2 separate regions of the Homo sapiens genome follow, and region 2 is linked to region 1. The links are chromatin loops, found by intact Hi-C in ENCODE. Cell type or tissue: Caco-2. All regions are shown on one strand. Each heading gives the region's core, and the rest is flanking DNA. Links, peaks and the distances in the headings are about the cores only. Region 1 has its middle 110 kb from the start of ATP6AP2. Region 2 holds the start of LOC124905275 (small nucleolar RNA U13).

What was found. Hi-C counts contacts between places; a loop is a spot of excess contacts. Peaks named below come from ENCODE experiments on the same cell type or tissue, not always from the same donor. Only the 100,000 strongest peaks of a DNase experiment are listed, where the experiment ranks them.
Region 2: a loop joins it to region 1, with 5 times the contacts of the local background. A loop is called at or near these places in 8 of 110 quality-filtered maps.

The regions. Positions count from the first base shown.
Region 1 is chrX:40,468,739-40,479,765 of GRCh38, forward strand. No RefSeq gene overlaps it. Among named protein-coding and RNA genes, the nearest start is that of ATP6AP2, 110 kb to the right of the region's middle. RefSeq lists enhancers at 3,286-3,335, 3,576-3,755. In Caco-2, for the core only: no CTCF peak of the experiment used is centred there; DNase peaks (open chromatin) are centred at 3,483, 3,753 and 5,653; H3K4me3 peaks cover 787 bases.
Region 2 is chrX:40,276,486-40,287,512 of GRCh38, forward strand. It overlaps LINC03099 (long intergenic non-protein coding RNA 3099), which reads left to right. Exons shown (of 3, transcript NR_110386.1): 2 at 6,956-7,127; 3 at 9,044-11,027. LOC124905275 (small nucleolar RNA U13) reads left to right here and starts at 8,611; the gene lies at 8,611-8,714. RefSeq lists a silencer at 3,051-3,345. In Caco-2, for the core only: no CTCF peak of the experiment used is centred there; a DNase peak (open chromatin) is centred at 2,506.

The DNA of each region.
Region 1 (11,027 bases), core at 1,317-9,316:
AGCTGGTCACAAAAGGACAAATCCTGTATGATTCCACTCATATCATGTACCTAGAGTCATGAAATTCATAGAGACAGAAAGTAGAATGGTAGCTGCCAGGGGCTAGGGGGCGGGCAGAAAAGAGGAGAAGCAGAAGTTATTGTTTAATGGGTACAGAGTTTCAGTTTTGCAAGATGAGAAAAGTTCTGGAGATGGATGGTGCTGATGATTACAAAACAACGTGAGTGTATTTAATGACACTGAACTGTACACTTAGAAATGGTTAAAATAGTAAATTTTACTATATATATATATATGTTTCTTTTTTTTTTTTTCTGAGACAGTCTCACTCTGTTGCCCAGGCTAGAGTACAGTGGTGCAATCACAGCTCACTGCAACCTCTGCTTCCCAGGCTCAAGCAATCCTCCTGCCTCAGCCTCCCAAGTAGCTGGGATTACAGGTGTGCATGACCACACCCAGCTAGTTTTTGTATTTTTAGTAGAGACGGGGTTTCACCATGTTGCCCAGGCTGGTCTTGAACTCCTGACCTCAAGTAATCCTCTGGTCTCGGGCTCCCAAAGTTCTAGGATTATAGGCGTGAGCCACCACACCCAACTCTGCTATATATATTTTACACAATTTTTAAAAAACTGAATTCAGCAAACATTTAATGAGCATCTACTCTGTGCTCTGTACTGGGCATTTAAAACCATAAATCATCAGCCCCACCTTCAAGGATCTGTCAGTCCCATTGGGCAAAGTGACATAAATGTACCCAGCCCTGTGTGAAAAGTGCAACAATGGCAGAGTGCACACGCGACTGAAATAGCACCAAGGAAGAAGAGCCAGTTCTGCAGCAAGGTGTGGGGAGGAGTCATGAATCTTTCCTGAAGGAAGCCACATTTCCAGGAACTGAGATGACTTCACGTGTGTAAAGAGGTTGGGCGGGAAGTGGGGCTGCTGAGGACACACAGAACATTCCAAGCAGAGAAATAGCATGAGGAAAAATATAGAGGTGTGAAACGGCACATCGCTGAGTCTCCTCTCCAACTCCTTGCCTTGATTTGTGGGGATATAACTAAACCCATATCCCCTTATTCTATACGATTGATATGTCTACAGGAGTGTTTCTCAAACCATCTGTGATAAAGGACCAGAATATATATATATATATATATATATAATTTCTAGTACATCATAGACTGATATGTGACCCTACTGCATATGACTATTATAGAGTTCATGCCATGTGTGACTTACCATGGAAGATGGAATTGATTTATTTCCTATTCAACAAGAGTTCACTGATCACACACTTGGACATCACAGCAAGGTCAAGTTGCTTTCAAGGCTTCTCAATGGTTTACTGTCATTTTCCATGTTTATATCATTGTGATCCAGAGCTGGTTCACGGGCCACACTTTGAGTAGCGAGTAGCACTGCTGGTCTATAAGAGGGTGAGCCCCTTAAAGAGAGGGAACCATATCTTTTCATTTTATCTGTCCTTGTGCATGCCTCCTGTTTCTTAGCAAGCCCACCCAAAAAGCCCTCTTCTTGCCCAGAAAGGGATGCCCACTTGTTAATCAGCTAGTGTTTTCCCAGTGTTTTGAATTTGGAAAGCTCTGCTGGTATTAAATACTATTATTATTATTAGTCTTGTGTCCACTAAAGTGGATGCCATTTAATTAGAACTGCATAATAAGCAAATCTGCCTTAATTGGCTGGGATGTGGCTGAAAAACCATTTTGTGTCTGCTCTGCACTCTCTGTTCTGTGGCCATCACATCGAGTTCTCTGGCAATGGGTCATTTTGGAGACCTTGGGCAGGGTTTAGGGAAGGTTATCTGGCTACTGATTAACACTTAATTAGCACCTTTTTCATGTAGCACAGCAGTGACTTTGTAAATTTAAAAATTTCAGGGGACCACTTAATGTGGAATTAAAGTACAAGTACAATATTTAAGATGCATGAAATTGTTTTACGCATTACAGCATTAACTAGCTCTTAATTTATGCAGTGCATGCCAGAGAAGGGCAATTAAAGTGTAGCAGGGAAAAAAATTATAGATCTCTACGTTGTCCTGTCTTTTCCTCTAATGATGCTTTTGAAGGTTTTTGCTACATTCATATCTCAACTCCTGTTCTAGATTTAGGAGTAACTGGTAAGTTCTGAAGCTTGTTTGCCCCATAGGAATTGGCATTATCTTTAAGCCGAAGCCATCTCCAACCAATGTCTCCCTTCCAGGACCTAGAAATCCACTTAGCCTCAGTGATTGGTCCAGGGATAGGCACATAGCCTGACTAGCACCAATGAGATGTCAGGAGACTGTTGCTGGGGCCTTATGGAAAAGTGATGCTAAAGGTATCTTCCTCGGTAGCTGTTGGAGGGAGTTGTTCTCTTTTCCTTTGGCCTGTGTGGTGTGGAGATGTGAGGTGCGGAACCATGGCAGTCGTTTTGTAAGCAGTCTGGAGCGGCGGGGGAGGCGGTGTTTGAAATTTGGGGACGAATCCAACACCACAGGATTGCTATATGGCAAGATGAAGAGAAGCCCAACCCTGAGAGATATTGGGTTGGGACTTGTCTGAAGGCAGTATGATCTCTGGACTTTTGAATTAGATTGGAGTCTATACATCTGTTGCATATTCCCCTTCTCTGTCTTTTTTTTCTTTTTTTCTGAGACGGAGTTTCGCTCTTGTCGCCCAGGCTGGAGTGCAATGGCATGATCTCGGCTCACTGCAACCTCCGCCCCCTGGGTTCAAGCAATTCCCCTGCCTCAGCCTCCCGAGTAGCTGGGATTACAGGCACCTGCAACCACGCCCAGCTAATTTTTGTATTTTTAGTAGAGACGGAGTTTCACCATGTTGGCTAGGCTAGTCTTGATCTCCTGACCTCAGGTGATCTGCCTGCCTCGGCCTCTCAAAGTGCTGGGATTACAGGCGTGAGCCACTGCACCCGGCCCCTTCTCTGTCTATATTCATGTTGTTCCCTTTTACTGGAATGTTCTTTCCTTCCTTCTCTATCCTTTGAGGCCAAGTCCAAATGCCACCCATTGAAGAAGCGTGCCTTGACCTGAACCATGCTCGGGGTGGTCAGAGTCATGCCTGCTAATGACCCTTCCTTGAACTTCTCCTTCAGCACAGAGCACATACTGCCCTGAAAAGTGTGAAGCTGCAAATGTGTGACTCTCCATCTCCCCTGCGAGGACCTAAGCTATTGCTTCTCTCTCCCCAGCATTCGTATCACACCTGGCATCCTGAGCCTGCACAGTGCCACTGAACTGTTCCTAGAAAGGAATGTTAACTATGCTAGTATGGTGTAGTCAGAGGAGGAGAGAGTGGATGTGAGCATATGGTCTTCTGAGCTAAAGCCAGACGACAAGAAACAGTAAATGCTGCAGCTGGGTGGATTCCTGGGCCCCTGCAGCTGCTGAGAGCATGTGAGGACTTGCGAGAAGGAGGAGGAGTCACAGGCAGGAGCCAATTAGATTCTCTGTCTTTCCCTCTGTTTACAACTTGCATACATCAGTAGTCTCCAGGCGCAAAGTCAAATGCCAGGAAAGTACACATTTCCCCGGCCCCTCCTCCTCCCCACACCCCAAGCCTTCTGTGGCAGACGTGGGGTTGAGCTGCTCCGATCCCCTTCAGGAGCACATCTGCTGTGCAACTTCTCCGAGTGTTGTGAGCAGACAGCCTCAGGGCCCACCTCAACCTTTCCCACGTGTTCCCCGGCAAGCGGCTGAGCAAGGCGGGTGGTACTCAGGGCCAGCCCTTTCTGAATTAGACAGGGTTCCTCTGATGAGCACCTTTGCTCGGAACTCCCGCTGGGCTAGCAGAGACTTTTCAGATCTGCACTGCCACCTGATGGCTCTCCCTGCCCCGTCCTTCTTCCTCCCCTCCTCCTTCCGCGGTGCTACTTCCAACAAACCCTTGGCCCTCCTTACTCCACCTCAGCACCTGCTTCCATGAGAAATCAACCTGTCACACCCTCCCCAGAGGTCAAAACTGTTCATCGTGGGTGTACGTTCTTCCAGATAGTCTTTTCTTTGTATTTATATACATGTAGGTACGTATGCCACCAAAAGGTTTGTTATTACTCATTTTGTTTTTACATAAATGGGATTATACGGTGTGAATGGCTCTACAACTTTTAAAATTTAACACATCTTCATGAGCAGTCAGTATCGGTGCACATAGGTATGTCTTTTTTGTATTTGCTGTAGAGTATTCCACAGTATGGCTAGCCCATTATTTAACCATTCTTATACTGATGGACATTTGGGTTGTTTCCCTTTTCTGTTATAATTAATAGTACTGCTGAAAACATGCTATCAGTGGGTTTCAAATCACAATAATAAGCTGAACCTTATTCCAATCAGTATAAACCACGCACAATGAAACAGGACATGTATTAACCATGTCTCTTCTTCTTCTTCTTCTTTTTTTTTGAGACGGAGTCTCACTCTGTCACCCAGGCTGGAGTGCAGTGGTGCGATCTCGGCTCACTACAACCTCCACCTCCCAGGTTCAAGCGATTCTTATGCCTCAGCCTCTCGAGTAGCTGGGACTACAGGCACGCGCCACCGCGCCGGGATAACTTTTGTATTTTTAGTAGAGACAGGGTTTCACCATATTGGCCAGGCTGGTCTCGACCATGTCTCTTCTTTTCTGATGCTCTGACAACCGGGGCCTTGCTGACCTTGGAGGCACTGTCCCCTCTTAGAGTTAGCCAATTCCTAAATAGAGGAAGCAGCTCCTGCCTCTCACACTCCAAGCCACTATCCTAATAGTGGCCGCTATCCTAACAGCGTACTCCTAGCCCTAATTACCCCAGGGCCAGCCACTAGACAGCCTGGGACAGCCCCTACACCCCAGAGCCCACTGAAATTATTCAAACTAGCCAATCATAAACTTGCTCATGCTGCCTGGCCCATTCCTTGCCGCAGAAACCACAACAAAGGTACGTGCCCACCATTTCCTCCTCGACCTCTGCTTCCTGATCAAACTGAGCACTTCCTCGTGGTCTCCCCTCCCCAACCCATGGAGTGGCATGCCCCCTCCTGTTGGGATCTGTGAGTATAGCAAACTGCCTTTTCAATGGCAATGGTCTCCATTTTAATGGCAATGGTCATCCATAATGGCTGGCCTCACCATACTTGAATAACAGTAAAGCATATAGGTTAAAACAGGATGGAGCATTGGCAAGGGAAAAACATTGTCTTTTTCTCCGGAAGGTTCCAGAATGCTTTTGTTTGTGAACCCTTTCTGGGCAAATGTAAGTGCGAAACATGATGTGTGACTTAGGTCAGACTGAAGAAGGAACTTCCTGCTAGTCAGCAAGGCCACCTGCACTACCCAGTTCCTGGGGCATCCTTAAAATGGTGTCATCAGCAATACCAACCCTAGTGAGCTGATTTCCCACAGAGCAGAGGCAGGGACTGAGGCCATGCAGCCAGGCTCCTGCTGGCTTAAGGCTTTAAGGAATCTGCCACTCATCAGAGCATAGCCCCACCCCTTGCTGAAGGAGGCTATGAGGTTCCCTACAGGGCCCACGGTCCCTACAGACCGCTGACATCATCCTCACCTGAGAAGGGAGGAGGGATGGGATTACTGCCCTCTCTGCTGCCCTGGGGCTCTGGGCCCGATGACGTGGGGCATCCTGGCGGAGGCTGGCTTGTGTTCACAGCCGCCTGCCGGGAGCTGGAGCCTGTCAGCTCGAGCGGCAGCGAGGGAAGACGTTTCTGACACAAAACCCCAGGGGAATGCATGGAGGAGCTGGCTGTCATTACTTATTAACAATGGGCCTGATCCCCAGCCAGGCAGGCCCAGGGAAATAGCCTGTGGGGAGGCCGGCCTACCCCCAGCGAGGTGGATTAACACTTTCAGGGCAGGAGGGAGCCGTCTGAGGGGGTCAATTGTCACATTTTTGCATGTAAGCGGGCGGGGGGGGCGGGCAGAGGGGGGCTCTCTTTATGTTTTCGAGGCAGGAACACTCTTTTCCTTATCTTCCCCTCCCCTCTGTGTCCACATTTTTCTGTTCTCCTGCCTTGGCAGGTTTTGAGCAGGCACACTCACAGGATGTAGGAGACTGCTCAGAGGGGACAGACAGTAAGATTCCACAATGCACACAATCTGAAACCCAGGTCTAATGAGTGCCCTCACAGAGGGCCTACAGGGGCAGGAAGAGGGAGAAGGCAGCCAGGGCGGAGGTCAAGGAAAGGTCTGCAAATGAGCTGGTCATTAAAGCCGGTTCTTGCCTCTTCATCTCCCCTCGGGGGGTGCCCGGCTCTAGTACCAGCCTGCTCTGTCCAGCCTGGCGACCACAAGTGGACAGAGTGACCCACCTGTGCTGTTGCAGGTCAAGTTTCCTGGGGAAGGAGATGCTGAGACTGAGAGTAGCAGGCAGGACCTTTGCTAGGGAGCGCTGTTAGGATCAGCACCTGGGGAAGGGAGTGGGGACTAGACTATAATGCAAGCCCGACAGTCGCCTCAGCTGGCCTCACGGAGGGCTCTGTGTTTGGCGGAGGGCTCTGTATATGGCAGATGCGCCTGACAGCAATAACTGAAGAATGACCCTGAGAATGACCATGTGGTCTAAGAAGAGTGTGTATTCCAAGTCCCAAGCTAAGTAATCCCGGAGTGGCTAACCTGGAGATTCACTCCATATCTATGAAGGACATCTGAACCCCCAGCCCATCCCTTGGAATGCAGGCCATACAGGGGATCAAGGCCCTTTGTTTGGGGTTGGATGGAGGTTGCTAGATGGAGGGTGCTAGGTGGCAAGTACTAAGTGAAAATGCCATATAAACGGCATGCTTATTACAAATTGTAGCAATTGTCCTGTCCAGCCCGCCATCACTGGACTATCCCCGTGTGGAAGTCCCCCCGGTAAACCCTATGTCTTGTTCTCTATCTCTGGGTCTCTTCTTCGGCCTCTTGGATGCAGTGCCATCATTACAGGAGTCAATAAGGGTCCGGCACAACACTCTGGAGCTGGGTGGAGCCTTCAGATTTGGGGTGGAAGGCCAGCCTCTATAGCCTCCCATTGATCAGCTCCTGGACATGGGCTTCCCTAGAAGGCTGGCATAACCCTTGGCAGGGCAGTTTCTTCCGCCTTGGGGAGGGGCTGGCTGCAGGCAGTGCTCTCAGCAGAAGAAAGTAAGTTCTTCCTTCCTGAAGGGGGAGCACAGCAGACCCCACCCCCACCCTGCCCCGCACCTGCCTCCTGGAGGACCATGAATGAGGGTCTCCAAATCACAACAGAGGTGTTCCTCTCCTAGAGTGGCCCTGGCCTCTCTGAGCAGGGAGCAGGAGTCCTGCCTCCCTGTAGAGGCCAGCCTGGCCTCCTTTCCTGTTGCATCTCCTCCCAGCCCTCTTCCCACCCCTTCTCCACTGAAATTATTCAAATTAGCCAATTCTAAGCCTGCTCATCCTGTCTCACCTATTCCTCCCCACGGAAACCATAGTAAAGGCAAGTGCCCACCATTTCCTCCTCTCCCTCTGCTTCCTGGCCAAACTGGGTACTTTCCCATGTGCCCCACCCCCACCCCCATTCCAGCTCTTGCAGGCACAGAGTAGGAAAATCTGGCATGCTCCATGGTTTGTACTTGTATGAATGGCACCCTGGGCTTGATTCCTGCATGGTCCTGCGTACATCCAAATGCTGATTTGGTGGACTTTGCACCCCTCAGTCAGACTAGAAGGTTAGAGAATCCCACTGCTCGCCTCGGGCAAACTTTCCTGCAAGGCGCTGTTGGAGCATTTCAAAGGACAGAGAGCTGAACTTCACTGAACTTAACAGAACAAGTTGTATGACTGCTTTGCACAGCTTGCTCAGAAGACTGATGAGCAAGACTTCCTTGAAAGTGACCTGGTGGCCCAGTGTAGGAAGGGTACTTACCCCCCTCACCCATCTCTAATTACTGGAGGCTACAGAAGTTTCCCAAAAAGAGCCTAATAGTTTTGCATGACCAAATTGGCTTAGGTCAATTTGCAGCAGCCTAAAACCCCACCCCAGATCCTCTATAAAACCTTAATCAGCTGTGAATCTCTACCTCCCCACACCAATAACCACTGTATGCCTCGGTGTTTTCTCATGGGTATAGCAGGAATCTAATACTTGGTCCTCTGTCGTAAGAAGCTGTAAGGACTGTAAGTATTGTTTTCTTAAACGCTTCCAAAACAAGTTGGGTTCGCAAATTGGAGACTGACATCTTGGTGGGAGGAGGAAGATTTAAAAAAAAAAAAACAGCTGCCAGAAGTGTCCACAGATTTTCTTGTCCATGTCACAGCAAGGAAGCATTTATTAAGGGCTAGTGGGCATGGGCAGTGGGACGGGCATGGCACTTGAGCGAACTGCACTGGCATGGTCCCTAGTGTATCTGTGTTTACAGCTCAGGCTGGACGACACCACGTGAAGCCAGATTAGGGGCAGCCACCAACCACACACATCCTGCACGAAATCAGATAATCAATGCAAAACACGTCGACAAGGAGGTAAGATTAGATACATACATCTGATGGCTCAAAATGCTGATTGCCTACAGAAAACCAGGGCTGTGGATTATATTCTAAACTTGAGTTAAATCTTCTCTCCATACAGCCTGGCCCTGAAGGGTGGAGTCAAGGTCAATGGTGAAATGGATGGTTCTCAGGCAGCAGTAACATGCTCACCTGTGTGAGATAAACCCAGTGCTCAAGACCTTAGAGCACAGCATTAGTTTTGAGTGTCTGTGGGCCCTTTTAGTTGACAAAGCATTTTCACTGTCATTACCCAGTTAGACCATTACAGCTGATTCCAAGTGTGAGAGATGCAGGGTGGATAGCTACATCTCTTTGGGCTTACCGATAGCTACCCCCTGTTGCTTGCTGATAAGTGCCCAGTTTGTTGTTGTTCTTGTTGTTGTTGTTGTTTGAGACAGAGTCTCGCTCTGTTGCCCAGGCTGGAGTGCAGTGGCATGATGTCGGCTCACTGCAGCCTCCATCTCCTGGGTTCAAGCGATTCTCCTGCCTCAGCCTACTGAGTAGTTGGGACCACAGGCGTTCATGGAAGGTGGGCTCAATCCCAGGAGATGACTCAATTACCCTAGGCCAATCATCATGCAAAAACCAATTTTTTGATGATTTAGTATAGGGACGTCCCTGAACTGATCAATAAAACCTAGGATGATCCTGGTGGGTAATTTCTCAGAAATATTTTTCTCCCTGAAAAAGAGCAATGCTAAGGAGACTGCTGCCACTGTCACCCATCCACCTTCTTCCAGCCTTTGAATGCCATCGTAAGGATATTAGATGTAGGAGCAGCAGCAGCCATTTTTTGATTGTGAGGGGATGACAAAACAAAAATGTAGAAAGAGCTTGGGTCTTTCATGACCTCTTTTGCCACTCAATGTAAGACCACCTGCCTCTAGATTTTTTTTCTTTTTCTTTTTTTTTTTTTTAAGAGACAGGGTCTTACTCTGTCACCCAGGCTGGAGTGCAGTGGCCCAATCATAGCTCACTGCAGCCTTGAACTCCTGGGCTCAAGCAAACCTCTCACCTCAGCCTCTTGAGTAGCTGGGACCATAGGCATGTGCCACCACACCCGGCTAACTTTTATTTTTTAATTTTTTTTAGATACGGGGTCTCACTCTGTTGACCAGGCTGATCTCAAACTCCTGGTCTCAAGCGATCCTCCTGCCTCAGCCCCACAAAGTGCTGGGATTACAGGCACAAGCCACCATGCCTGGCTTTGGACTTCTTGTTATATAAGACGTTAATATACTGTCATTGTTTAAAAAAATTTTTTTTTGTTAGATACTCTGCTGAGAGTGTCCTAATGGGTATAATCCTGATTTAATAGTTGAAAAAGCTAAGGTTCAGAAGGTTCAGAGAAGTTGAGTCATAGAGTTAGTAGCAGAGAGGGGCTGCTACTAACTCTCTCCTCTGCCTCTGAACTCTACAGTCTTAGGGGATCCCTGGGGCCTCCTCAGGGTTGGGGGAGGGGTGCCAGTGGTTGAGCTCTGTGTTCCTGCCTCCCTTTCCCCACCCAAATCAGAGCAGTGGGGGCTTTTATCTGATTTACCTTACTGTCTTCTCACTAACATTCTGTTTGAAACAAAGGACTACAAGGTTTAAAAATATTTTAAGCCACAGTCTTACCACTTGCCCTTTAATCACCAACAGCGGCTCTATGCCCCACCACAGGGGAAAAAATTGCAAAGAAAATGTCTTTTTTAAGAGGAAACAGAGAGTGAGTAGTATTTTTATTTCCTAGGTTAAAGCCCAGAGATCCTAACAAACTGCTCACTCATGTGCGCACACATGCAACCTACAAACACATACACAAATGCACTTTTGAAGCATATACATTCAGACACACCACTCACTTTATTTTTCATCCTATTAGGCTCTCTCAGGTTATAAAGCACAGAGACACAATGAGGTTAGCACAGGTGCCGGGGTCTATAGAAGCCCCTGGAGGGCCAAGCATGAGCAAGAGCTCCTGCCTTGCTTCTGGAAATGGCAGCAGCCACAGCCAGACTTGTCATCTGGTCTTGTCCTCAGCTGCTCCAGACTCCAGAGCCACCTCCATTCTTGAGAACCAGCTTCTTTTGGCTTCTACTGCTCCCTCTCAAGGTGTCCAGAATTAGACACTTTCCCCCAGAGTGGATCTCATCAAGTGCGCTCCTCACCACACCGTGCAGATGCACCAGCCTTGCTGGGGCTCCTCAGAGTTCTCAAGCCAGGACACCTCATGCCCAGGGTGCAGATACCCGATCCAATCAAAGGTAACAGGGTAATCAGGTAACAGAGTTAAATGACATATAACACAGGTGGCAACTTATGCAAAAGGAACCTGTCTCCTCAAAATGGAATGATGAGCATTGCAAGTGCTTACCATTTAATCAGCCCCATTGCAGCTGCCTGAGAGCAAGTGGGGACTGCCCTCCTTTCCTCCCTCTCTGCAGTGCTTTCCTCCCTCTCCCTTCTTTTCTCCCCTCCTTCCTTTGCTCTTTTATTCAATGAACATTTCTTTGATGCCTGCTGTTCCAGTTATCTATTGCTGCATGA
Region 2 (11,027 bases), core at 2,001-10,000, 190 kb before region 1:
GAAATACAGTCTGCCATGCATGACAATTTCCTAAAGCTTTTGTCTTTGATGGGTGGGAGCAGTGGGGGTGGGAGGAATTAGGGCCCAGGGCATCCTACAGAGCTATCTTTGTTAGACAATGCTTGTTCTGCCCTAATCATAGCTTGCTGGCTGCAATGGTATAAACATTTGTGTCCCCCTAAAATTCATTTGTTAATACTAATCCCCAGTGCAATAGTATTAAGAAATACTAATACCAAAGGCCCAGAGGATGGGCCTTTGGGAAATGATCAGTTCATGAGGGCTCTGCCCTCATGGGATTAGTGCCCTTATAAAAGAGGCCCAAGGGAGCTTATTTGTCCCTTCCACCATGTCCTCACACATAGAAGGTGCCATCTATGACACAGAGGACCCTCACTAGACACTGAATCTGCTGGTGCCTCGATCTTGGACTTTCCAGCCTCCAGAACTGTGAGCAATAAATTTCTGTTGTTTATAAGCCACCCAGTTTATGGTATTTTTTTATGGCAACCTGAACAGACTAAGACACTGGCCCAAGCCCAAGCTGACGGGGACACACAAGGAGGAAGAGATGAATCTAGGAAAGGTGGTTCTTCACACAGGCCCATGGGACAGTGTCCCAGAGGATGGTGCCAGAGAGAGCTCTGCCACTTACTGACTGTGTGGCTTGGACAAGTGGCTTGACACTTGTGTGCCTTACGTCTAAATTGGGAATGATAAGCCCTGTCTCAGGATTTTTTTTTTTTTTTTGAGGTGGAGTCTCGCTCCATTGCCCAGGCTGGAGTACAGTGGCTCGATCTTGGCTCACTGCAAGCTCCACCTTCCGGGTTCACGCCATTCTCCTGCCTCAGCCTCCTGAAGAGCTGGGACTACGGGCACCTGCCACCACGCTCAGCTAATTTTTTATATTTTTAGTAGAAACGGGGTTTCACTGTGTTAGCCAGGATGGTCTCGATCTCCTGACCTCGTGATCCACCCACCTTGGCCTCCCAAAGTGCTGAGATTACAGGTGTGAGCCACCGTGCCCTGCCAGGATCTTTGTAAGGAGGAGGTTACGTACAGTGGGTCAAGTTATAGTAGAGTGGCTGGCACAGAGTGGGCATTCAAGGGATGGTAGCTGCCATCATGATATCATGATGACTTCCCCACCCCTTATCCAATCAGAGTCCAATGATCTGTGGCATAGTATTAGATGTGTCTGGGTAACAAATCACCCCAAAATTTAGTGGCTTAAAATAATGAAAGTCTTTTTTAAAACAAACAAACAAACAAACAAAAACAACTGCCCTTGTTCCTGTGACTCAGAATCCAGAGCTTGGCTGGGCAGGGTGGCTTAGGATCTCTCAAGAGGTTGGCTTCAGAAATTGGCTCGGGTGCAATTCTCTGAAGGCTTAGCTTCAGAGGTGGTTCACTCATGTGGCTGTTGGCTGGGAGCCTCAGTTCTCTTCACACGGGCCCTCTGCAGGGCTGTGTAAGTGTCCTCTAGGCATGATGGCTGGCATCCCCTAGAGCAGGGCTTCTCCATGATGGCAGAATCTGCGTCTGTCTTAGTCCTGCTAGATCTCCAGAGCTCAGCCTGATGCCTGGCCCAGAGCATTCTGTGAGGTTCCAAAGACTGAGAGCTGCCTTAAGTATTCTGTCCTAGTTCTTTACATTCTTCTGCAAGGTCTTTTGGTGTCTCTGCCTATGTTGGCAGTGAACTCCGGTTTTAAAGAAGATCCACACACCTCTGATTGGGAGAACCTTGGGGGAAAGAGAAAATTCAGGCCTGCCAAGTCTCAGGCCCCGCTGCCCCTCCTTGCCAGAGACTTTCCTTCTAGAGCTCAGCCTTGGGCTTCTGAGTACATTCTAATAGAGTCCACACTCATAGAAACCCAAATAACTGTTCCACAAGGCAGAGGGTTGTGTGGGCCCTACGAGAAAGGAGAGAGCATATAGGAAGGAGCTCACATCCTGCAAAGGATAGCTGAGGAGCCCAGTGTTCCAGCTGGGCCAAGAAGGACTGGTCAAAGTTGCTGTTCTGGTTAAGTAGCATGTGCAAAGGCCCTGGGGTGGGCAGATAAGGAACAGGTTCTGGGGCTGCTGAACAGCAGGGATGGGCTGTGAGGATAGGGACAGGTGAGACCGGAACAGCCTCCAGAACTGTGAGCAATAAATTTCTGTTGTTTATAAGCCACCCAGTTTATGGTATTTTAAAGCCGAATCAAAGGACGGTGATAACTGAGGCAGCCACAAGAAGGAAAATGGGGCTGGGGTGAAGAAAATGAAGCAGAGAGCTGAACCAAAGCCACAGCCCTGAGAAAGCGATGATGTAAGGGAAGGAAAGACGCACCGGGGAGAGATATTTAGATGTAAATCTGACCAGACTAGATGTCCAGATTAGATTAGAGGGGAGGAGGTGGGACGGGTGGGTGAGTGGTTTTCCCTCTGAATGTTTAGAGGCAGCTGTGTTTAAGGAGGCTTAAGGTGTTTACTCAGTGTCCTGGGACCAGAAAGAGACTCCAGAAAGCCTGGGGCCCGGCAGAGTTTGGGCCATGATGTCATTCACACAGGGAGTCTGGCTGCAGCCTGTCTGGGGTGAGGTCCCCACTGCGGCTTGTCTCCTAGGCAACCGACTCTGCTGAGAAACACGCAGTAATGACTCTCTAGATTTGCAGGTTACCAAGCAGTTGCACATATATCTTTGTCTCATTTAATTGTCCCAGTGGGAATTATCCCCATTCTACAGATGAAGCCACTGAGGCCTCAAGGCTCAGAGAGGTAGGGTATCTTCTCTCAGGCCAAGGAGATGGCAGAGCCAGGCCTGGAACCCAGTGGTCCTAATCCCTAGCCAAGTCTTCTCTCCAACACACTTTCCTGCGTTCTAGTCTCATAGCTCCCTTAAGAGCTATTTCTATTGAATCCAGTTCACAAGTATTTGCAGAGCTCCTCTGTGAGGTGGGCAGGTGTGGCAGGCTTCAGGTGAAGTTGCAGGCATCTCTGGGTTTTTGGGTGGGGGACCCTGAGAGAAGTGTGTTAAGAGTGTGAGTAGTATGATGGGCTGAAAGTGGAGGGGAGGGTCACCAAGATCAGAATCATCAATCAGAAACAGGTCCCTGAAGGCAGACCATCAGGACGACAAGGATCATGGGCAAAGGCCCATCAAGGCAAGTGTCAAGTTCACAGATAACTTGATAACAGGCCTCTCTGCTATCTCCCTCTTCTGGTGCCAGATGTTCATGAACTTGACCTCACCATTCTGGTTTTGTTTTGTTTATTGTCCCCACCGCACTGCAAGGACCTCCCCTCCCCCTACCACGCCCTTCTTTGTCCATTCCCTCTTCCAGGAATAGGTGGCCAGGGTAGTACCAGGACCCAGAGAGGAGCTATTAATTCCAGCCTCTTATTTCCTTCCTCAGCTCCCTTTGCCTCCGGAACACCTAAGCACTTTCTGTGACAAGCTCTCTAAATGATTGGAACTTTCTCCCAAATCAGCACTTTTTCATGCTACATTAGCATTTATTGGTTTGATATTTACATTTGGCAAAGGAGCACCCAGTCCCTGGGTCCCTGGGAGCACACACCATCAACTGAAACAGACGCTAATTGCCATTCATTGCTCTCCCTTCACCCCCTCAGCCCCGCCCCCATCCGCCATCTGCTTTGTCCTCCCCCCACCCCCAGTCCAGTAAAAGAAAGTTCTGAAGGGTTACCTTTACAGACCAAAAGTTCTGCAGGGGCCCTGCAGAGAGGAGAGAGGTATTCCCTACACAAAAGTCCTGGCAGGACCGATCTGAATTTGCATTGCAATAATGCATGTGTATGATAGCTCTCCTTTGGAGTATAAATTCCTTGAGGGCAGGAATCTATTTTGGTTCTTTGAATTTTTCCACATTCTCCTCCAAGACCAATGATCAAGCTGTCAGAGGTGTTTGAAGCAGAGCAACTCGACGTTGAATAGGGGCTCGGTAAAATAAGGCTGAAAACCTACTAGGCTGCATTCCCAGACGGTTAGGCATTCTTTTTTTTTTTTTTTTTTTTTTTTTGAGACGGAGTCTTGCTCTGTCGCCCAGGCTGGAGTGCAGTGGTGCAATCTCGGCTCACTGCAACCTCTGCCTCCCTGGTTCAAGCCATTCTCCTGCCTCAGCCTCCCGAGTAGCTAGAACTACAGGCGCCCGCCACCATGCCCGGCTAATTTTTTGTATTTTTAGTAGAGACGGGGTTTCACCGTGTTAGCCAGGATGGTCTCGATCTCCTGACCTCGTGATCCACCCGCCTAGGCCTCCCAAAGGGCTGGGATTACAGGCGTGAGCCACCGCGCCTGGCCTCCCAGACGGTTAGGCATTCTAAGTCACAGGATGCGATAGGAGGTCAACACAAGATACAGGTCATGAAGACTTGCTGATAAAACAGGTTGCAGCAAAGAAGCCAGCTGAAACCCACCAAAACCAAGATGGCCACCAGAGTGAACTCTGGTCCTCCTCACTGATACACTCCCACCAGCACCGTGACAGTTTACAAACGCCATGGCAACATCAGGAAGTTACCCTATATGGTCTAAAAAGAGGAGGCATGAATAATCCACCCCTTGTTTAGCATATCATCAAGAAATAACCATAAAAATGGGCAACCAGCAGCCCCAAGGCTATATGGGGTATATATGGGGTAGCCATTCTTTTATTCCTCTACTTTCTTAATAAACTTGCTTTCACTTTGCTCTGTGGACTCGCCTCGAATTCTTTCTAGCGTGAAATGCAAGAACCCTCTCTTGGGGTCTAGATCGGGACCCCTTTCGGGTAACAAAGCTAGGCAAATAGTAGTTTCTCTAAGAGCATTTGTCTACTCTGAAATTAGTAGAAAGTTCCTCCCTCCCTCTGTCTGGCAGCTGCAGTGAAAGACAGTGAAGGAATTATCCAGGGAATCACTAGGAGAATGGAGACCACATGGAAAGGAGGTAAGTTCTCCCTTTTCCCTTTCAAAATCCCCTACAGATTTGACCAAGGAGCCTAGCCCTGCAAGGTTGTGGTGGAAGGAGGAAGCTGTGTGGTAATGTGGTTAGAGCTCAGCTAGAACTGGCTCCAAAAGTCGGCGTTGCTATGTGACTAGTGCTGGGCTGTTTACTCCACCTCTCTGGGCCTCAGTTTCCTTTTTGGTAAAATCACACTTCTGATCGTTTCTTTCCTCATGGGCTGGTGGTGAAGATGAAGTGAGATCAGGCATGTATGTAATGGGCTTAGGGCACCCTGCCAGGCACACAATAGGCTTAGGAGATGTTGGTTCCTGGTATTTCTTCAGACCTTTGGGCCCCATGCTTTGTGAGAGTGGAGTCTAAGTGTAAATTATAATTCCCAAGGGTGTCTCAGTATATTTATGCTGTCCCCTGTGGTTTTGAAGGGCAGGCTCTCACATCAGCCTCAGAGCTTTGCTACTCAAAGTAGGGCCTGCAGACCAGCAGCAGCAGCTTCACCATCACCCAGGGGGCTGTTAGAAAGGCCCACTCTAGACCTGCTGAATCCAAATCTGCGTTTTAAGAAGATCCCCCAGTGACTCATATGCACATTAAAGTTTGAGAAGCACTTTAGAAACCCCCTGTGAGATATGCAATGTGGAAATGACTGCTCCCAATTTGAGGATGCAAAAATTTCCTCAAAGAATTGATGACATACTTTCCCCAATCCCATGAACATCTAGAAGAGAGAAGAGGGTTTGTAACTCCTGTGTGTCCTGGAAACTTCTCTCTACCCGTGGTTCTTCCTTGAAGGCTCAGCACACTCCAGTGAAAGGCAGAGATGAGTGGGCAAAGAGACTAGGGTTTCATCTGCAGGCACATATCCAGGAAGCGGGCAGGGATGCCTGCCGGCTGTCTGTATCTGGAGTTCACCAGGAGGAGTTTGGGATATTGGCCTATCGGCTTGAGTTGGGATAACAAGAAGGCAGGAGAAAAACGTCATGTCAACAGAGACAAACATTTTTTTGTTAAAATAGAATTTTCAAAAGTTTAAAAAGCTTGACTCTCATGCAAATATAAAATGATCACGTCAAAGATTTGATTTAGCTCATTAATTAATGAAGAAACCTGCAAGATGTTAAAACTTATACCCATGAAAATGGGAGTAACTAGTATTTATAGGCAATTTAATAGAAGAATGTTAGGATGAGATGGCTGGGTTGGAAATTATTTGCATTTCTATCGGACAAAAATGTAAAAGTTAACCTCTGCCCCTGCAGGGGCAATCAAGAGTGCAAGCCCAGCTTTGCACTGCAAGAACACCCAATAATCTCTTTTGCCTATTTCCAATTTGGGTTAATTTTTTCTGACACTACCCTCTGCTAGTCCTTGAGAATCCGGAAATAGCTGTTGCTTGAGAATTACCCTTGGAATGGAATGTGGGCCTTGGAAGAAAGGGGGAAAGAAAAGATGAAAGAACCCCTCTTCTACCAGATCTGGAGTGTCCTTACCCGTCTACCTTCGCTGAGTCCTTCAAAGCACAGTGCAACTGCTCCCAGAGGGCATGAGTTGGCATCATGCAGAGGGGAATGATGGCTCACAGGAGGGACACAAGGCAGCCTGCTCCTGACTCCTATTCTCTGTAACCTTGGCCGTTGCGCAGAGGGAGATGATGTATCTGCAAACATATGCAGCCTTGTCCAAAATATTTTCCCCTCCTATGTAGTTCTTGCCAATATTGTTAATCTGTGGGTTGACTTCAGACCAAAATAAATCTCCAGGCCCTGGCCACCAGCTAGCTAATTTTACTTTGTAACCAGGGAATAGAAAGTGCGGGCCCTCAGCCGACCATTCTGTGTTTATTTTGTTTTCTCTCTGCTGCAGTTTAAAATCACATTTGGAAAAGTAGACCCTTTATGCAAAAGAACAGACACTGAGAGAAACAGCAACAGAGATGGATGGATTAAAAACGGCAAGTTCTATCATCGCCACCCCCCCGCCCCGCCACATACTTTTCTCTCTTTTCAGGATTCTGATGGTGCCTGTTGGCTGCTTCCGTGATGTCTGGAGTTGCAAAATGTGCCAGAAAGCAGAAGGATACACCGCTATTCAGAGAGGATTTTCTTAGGGACTTGAAGAAATTGACCTCAAAATTTCAGTAGATGAGAGGACTGTGGCTGGCCTGTGTCTTTGGCACTGGGTACATTCTGTCATTCTTGTTGTACCTACATAAGAGAATTTAACTCTGGGTTCTCCCTGACTAATTCCAGAGGAAGTAAATGGGTAGACCTTTAACACTTCTGTGCCAGAAGTGGGACAGAAGGGACCTTGGAGGGCATCTAGTCCAACCTTGCCAGCTGAGAAGCAGGATTACCTGGTGGTTGGGAGCACAGACTTGAAGCCACATAGCCCCAGTTTGAAACTGACTCCACCGCTTACTAGCAGTATGACCTTGGACAAGTTACTAACCTCTGCCTCAGTTTCCTCATCTGTAAGGTGGGGATGGCAATAATTGTCGTTGCATCATGGGACTCTAGTGGGGGACTAAATGAGTTAACACATGTAAAGCACCAAGAACCTGCAAGGCATACAGTAAGCCCTTGATAAGATAAAGAAATGAGGCTCAGAGAGGAGGAGCAACCTCCCCAAGGTCACTCAGGGAATTGGCAAACTTAATTGGATTCAATGAAAAAAGAAAAGAGGTTATTGCCTCTTGGAAATTTTGACTAATAACTGTTTTCTTTGCCTGTGTTACATCATCCTGGCCGAACACTTGGAGAGAATTCTAATGTGGAAGTCAGGGCAGTGCATTCTGTTGCGGGTGCACCTCTCACTGATGGTGGCCCTAGTTTTGGGCTGGATGGTCTCTGGGATTCCTGTCAGTACTAACATCTTATAATTCAAAATCAGGGTCTGCACTCTCCATTCAAGCCAAGCCTGTCTTTTCCTACAACACTCTTTGCACTCTTTGTTTCCCTCCCCTGCCAACCCCCACCATTTTCCTCTGACATTTTGCCCACTGTATCTCACAGGCATCAACAACCAGTTTCCCCTTGGCTTTCTGACTCTGCCCCCCTCCTCATTATTCCCTCCCCTTTTCTCCTCTGCTAGGGCAATTATGGTCATCAACTGCCCCACACCTTAGCCCTGCAGTTGGCATATTTAAGTTGATTATACATGATCAGTCTTGTAGGTTCCTTGAAAGTTACCATGTTGGCAGCTTGAAAGTAGGGATTTCATTTATTCCTTATCATGACCCACTTTGAGGGCCTGATAGAGTGCCCTTGGCAGGGTTATCCTTTATGGTTTGTTGACTGACGCCAAAACGATTGGAAATATTGGATGAAATCTTACATTATCAAGACTCTTTCTAGTACATTCAGTACAGCTGTCATTGATGTCCTTTGTTTGCAAGGAAGCCAGTATTGTCAAACTCTAAAACCCAACAAAAAGGATATTTTAAAACAATTATAATTTTAAACTTGAAAATGTCCAGCTGGGACACAGGAGTACGTTAGATACTTCTCCTGCCACCCTCCTTTCTCCTCAACATCATCCCACCCCACTCTCCCTAATATACAGGCCCAAGTCAAATGTTACATTACCACCTATTGGTTAAATGAGCCATTGCAGCCCAGCTCTACAAGACATTGTAAATTTCTGGGTAGCAGTGAGTGGTGTAGATCCTTTTATGGTTCATAAGTATGTTGATTATGTTTTCATGCTATTGTGTGAGATGTACCTCCCTCAAACCTTGTTATGATGTCAGCACATTATCCATCTGATGTGAAAAAAAAAAATGGTGAGTGGAGAGTGAAATGCTGGGAGCTGAGAAGGTAGAGTCAGGTATGGCCCAGAGAAATATATTTTGGATTAGGCAGATCCCAAGGAAATAGTGAGGGCTAATAGCAGAGGGAGTCGTAGAGTACAAAAGAAATGACTAAGCACTTTAGGGGCTGCAGAGGAAAAGTAAACAGCTATTTGGGGACACCAACTTCTGCACTGCGTACTAATACTAGTGTAAATATAGCAAGGCCCAGTGTATATATAACAATGCAGATATAGTTGGCTGACCACCAATGTAATCCTGCTTTTCCCAAACCTTTTTCCCTAAAGTTGTTGGAGCCCAATGAAAAATTCTACATTGAAGACTAAGGGAAAAAGAGGTTTCATTATAGAGCTGGGACTGATTGCATTTTCAAAAGGTGGCTGCAACAATATCCCACACACTTTTCTGCTGTATAATCTGCCACTTCTCCATCAAGTAGAGGAGACAATTTCTCCCCTCCTTTGAATCTGAGTGAGTTCTGTGACTGTTTTGACTGATAGAATGATGTGGAAGACAGACTGTGTGACCTGAAAGGTGAGGTCACAGAAAGCCTTGCAACTTCCACCTGGCCTGTGAAGAACACTTGCTCTTGGGATACTCCTTCTTGGAACCCAGCCACCATGCTGTAAGAAGCCCAATCTACATGCAGACACCACATATAAGGCATCGTAGTCAACAGCCACAGTTAAGTTCCCAGCCGGCAGCCAACATCAACTACCAGTCTTGTGAGTGAGCTATCTTGGACATCCAGCTTGGTTAAACCTTCAGATGACTCCAGCCCCAGCTGACACCTGACTGCAACCACATGAGAAACCAGGAATGAAAATCCACCAGCTGAGCCCAGTCAACTCATAGAACTGTGAGAGATAATAATAAGTTGTGGTACTAAGCCACTAGGATTGGGGCACCATGCAATAATAGGTAACCAAGACAGTAGCAACTTTGGTTAGACACATGAGCCATGGGATGACACATAATTAGGTATATTTTTAAAAACTTGGATTCAGCTTTAGGGCAATGTGTCCCTAACATAGAGAGGCACTATTTCAGTTCACATCTGCTGCCTCTGATCAAAACACTCTCTTGCACTTCCAGAGAGAGAGAGAGAGAGAGCAAATGTGTGTATTTACTGACAGGTGTCCCTTTGTGTCCCCATCTGTGTGACTGTGGAGCTCAGTGTCTCTCACACATTCTAGTATGATACTTGGTGCCATATTTGCAGGTCCTGAGGTAAGAACCCATGCTGTTGTCTTCAGAGAGTTTCATGGGTTGGACTGTGCCATATATGGGCAAAAATCCACCCACACGTTTTCTTTTAATCACCTTTATGGATGTATAATTTACATATATACTTTTTTCTTATTACTTTTTATTTATGTAATTTATTCATTTTTTGAGATAGGGTCTCACTCTCTTGCCCAGGCTGGAGTGCAGTGGAGTGATCATGGCTCACTGCAGCCTTGACCTCCTGGGCTTAAGCAATCCTCCCACTTCAGCCACCTGAGTAGCTGGGACCACAGGCACACACCACCACTCCTGGCTAATTTAAAAAGTTGTTTTTTTTTTTTTTTTTGTAGAGACAGGGTCTCACTATGTTGTCAAGGCTGGTCTCAAACTCCTGGGCTCAAGCGATCCTAGTGCCTCAGCCTTCCAAAGTTCCGGGATTACAAGCATGAGCCACCATGCCTGGCATCTTTTGTGGATGTGTAATTTACATACGTACAATAATATGTACCTATTTTAAGTATACAGTTTGATGAGCTTTGACGAATGTAGCCCACGAAACCACCACCATAATCGAAGTATAGAACTTTTTTTTTTTTTTTTTTTGAGACGAAGTCTCTCTCTTGTCACCCAGGCTGGAGTGCAATGGCATGATCCCGGCTCACTGAAACTTCCGCCTCCCAGGTTCAAGCGATTCTCCTGCCTCAGCCTCCTGAGTAGCTGGGATTACAGGCACCTGCCACCACGCCCAGCTAATTTTTGTATTTTTAGTAGAGACAGGGTTTCACCATGCTGGCCAGGCTGGTCTCGAGCTCCTGACCTCAGGTGATCCCCCCTCCTCGGCCTCCCAAAGTGCTGGGATTACAGGCATGAGCCACTGCGCCCGGCCTATAGAACATTTTAATCACCCCAGAGATGTGCCCCCTGTGCAGCCAGTTCCCTCCTCTCACCCCCCAGCCCCTGGCAAGCATTGATTTGCTTTGCCACTATCAATCAATTTTTGTCTTTTCTGGTATTTCATATGAATGGAATCATATAGGATAGATT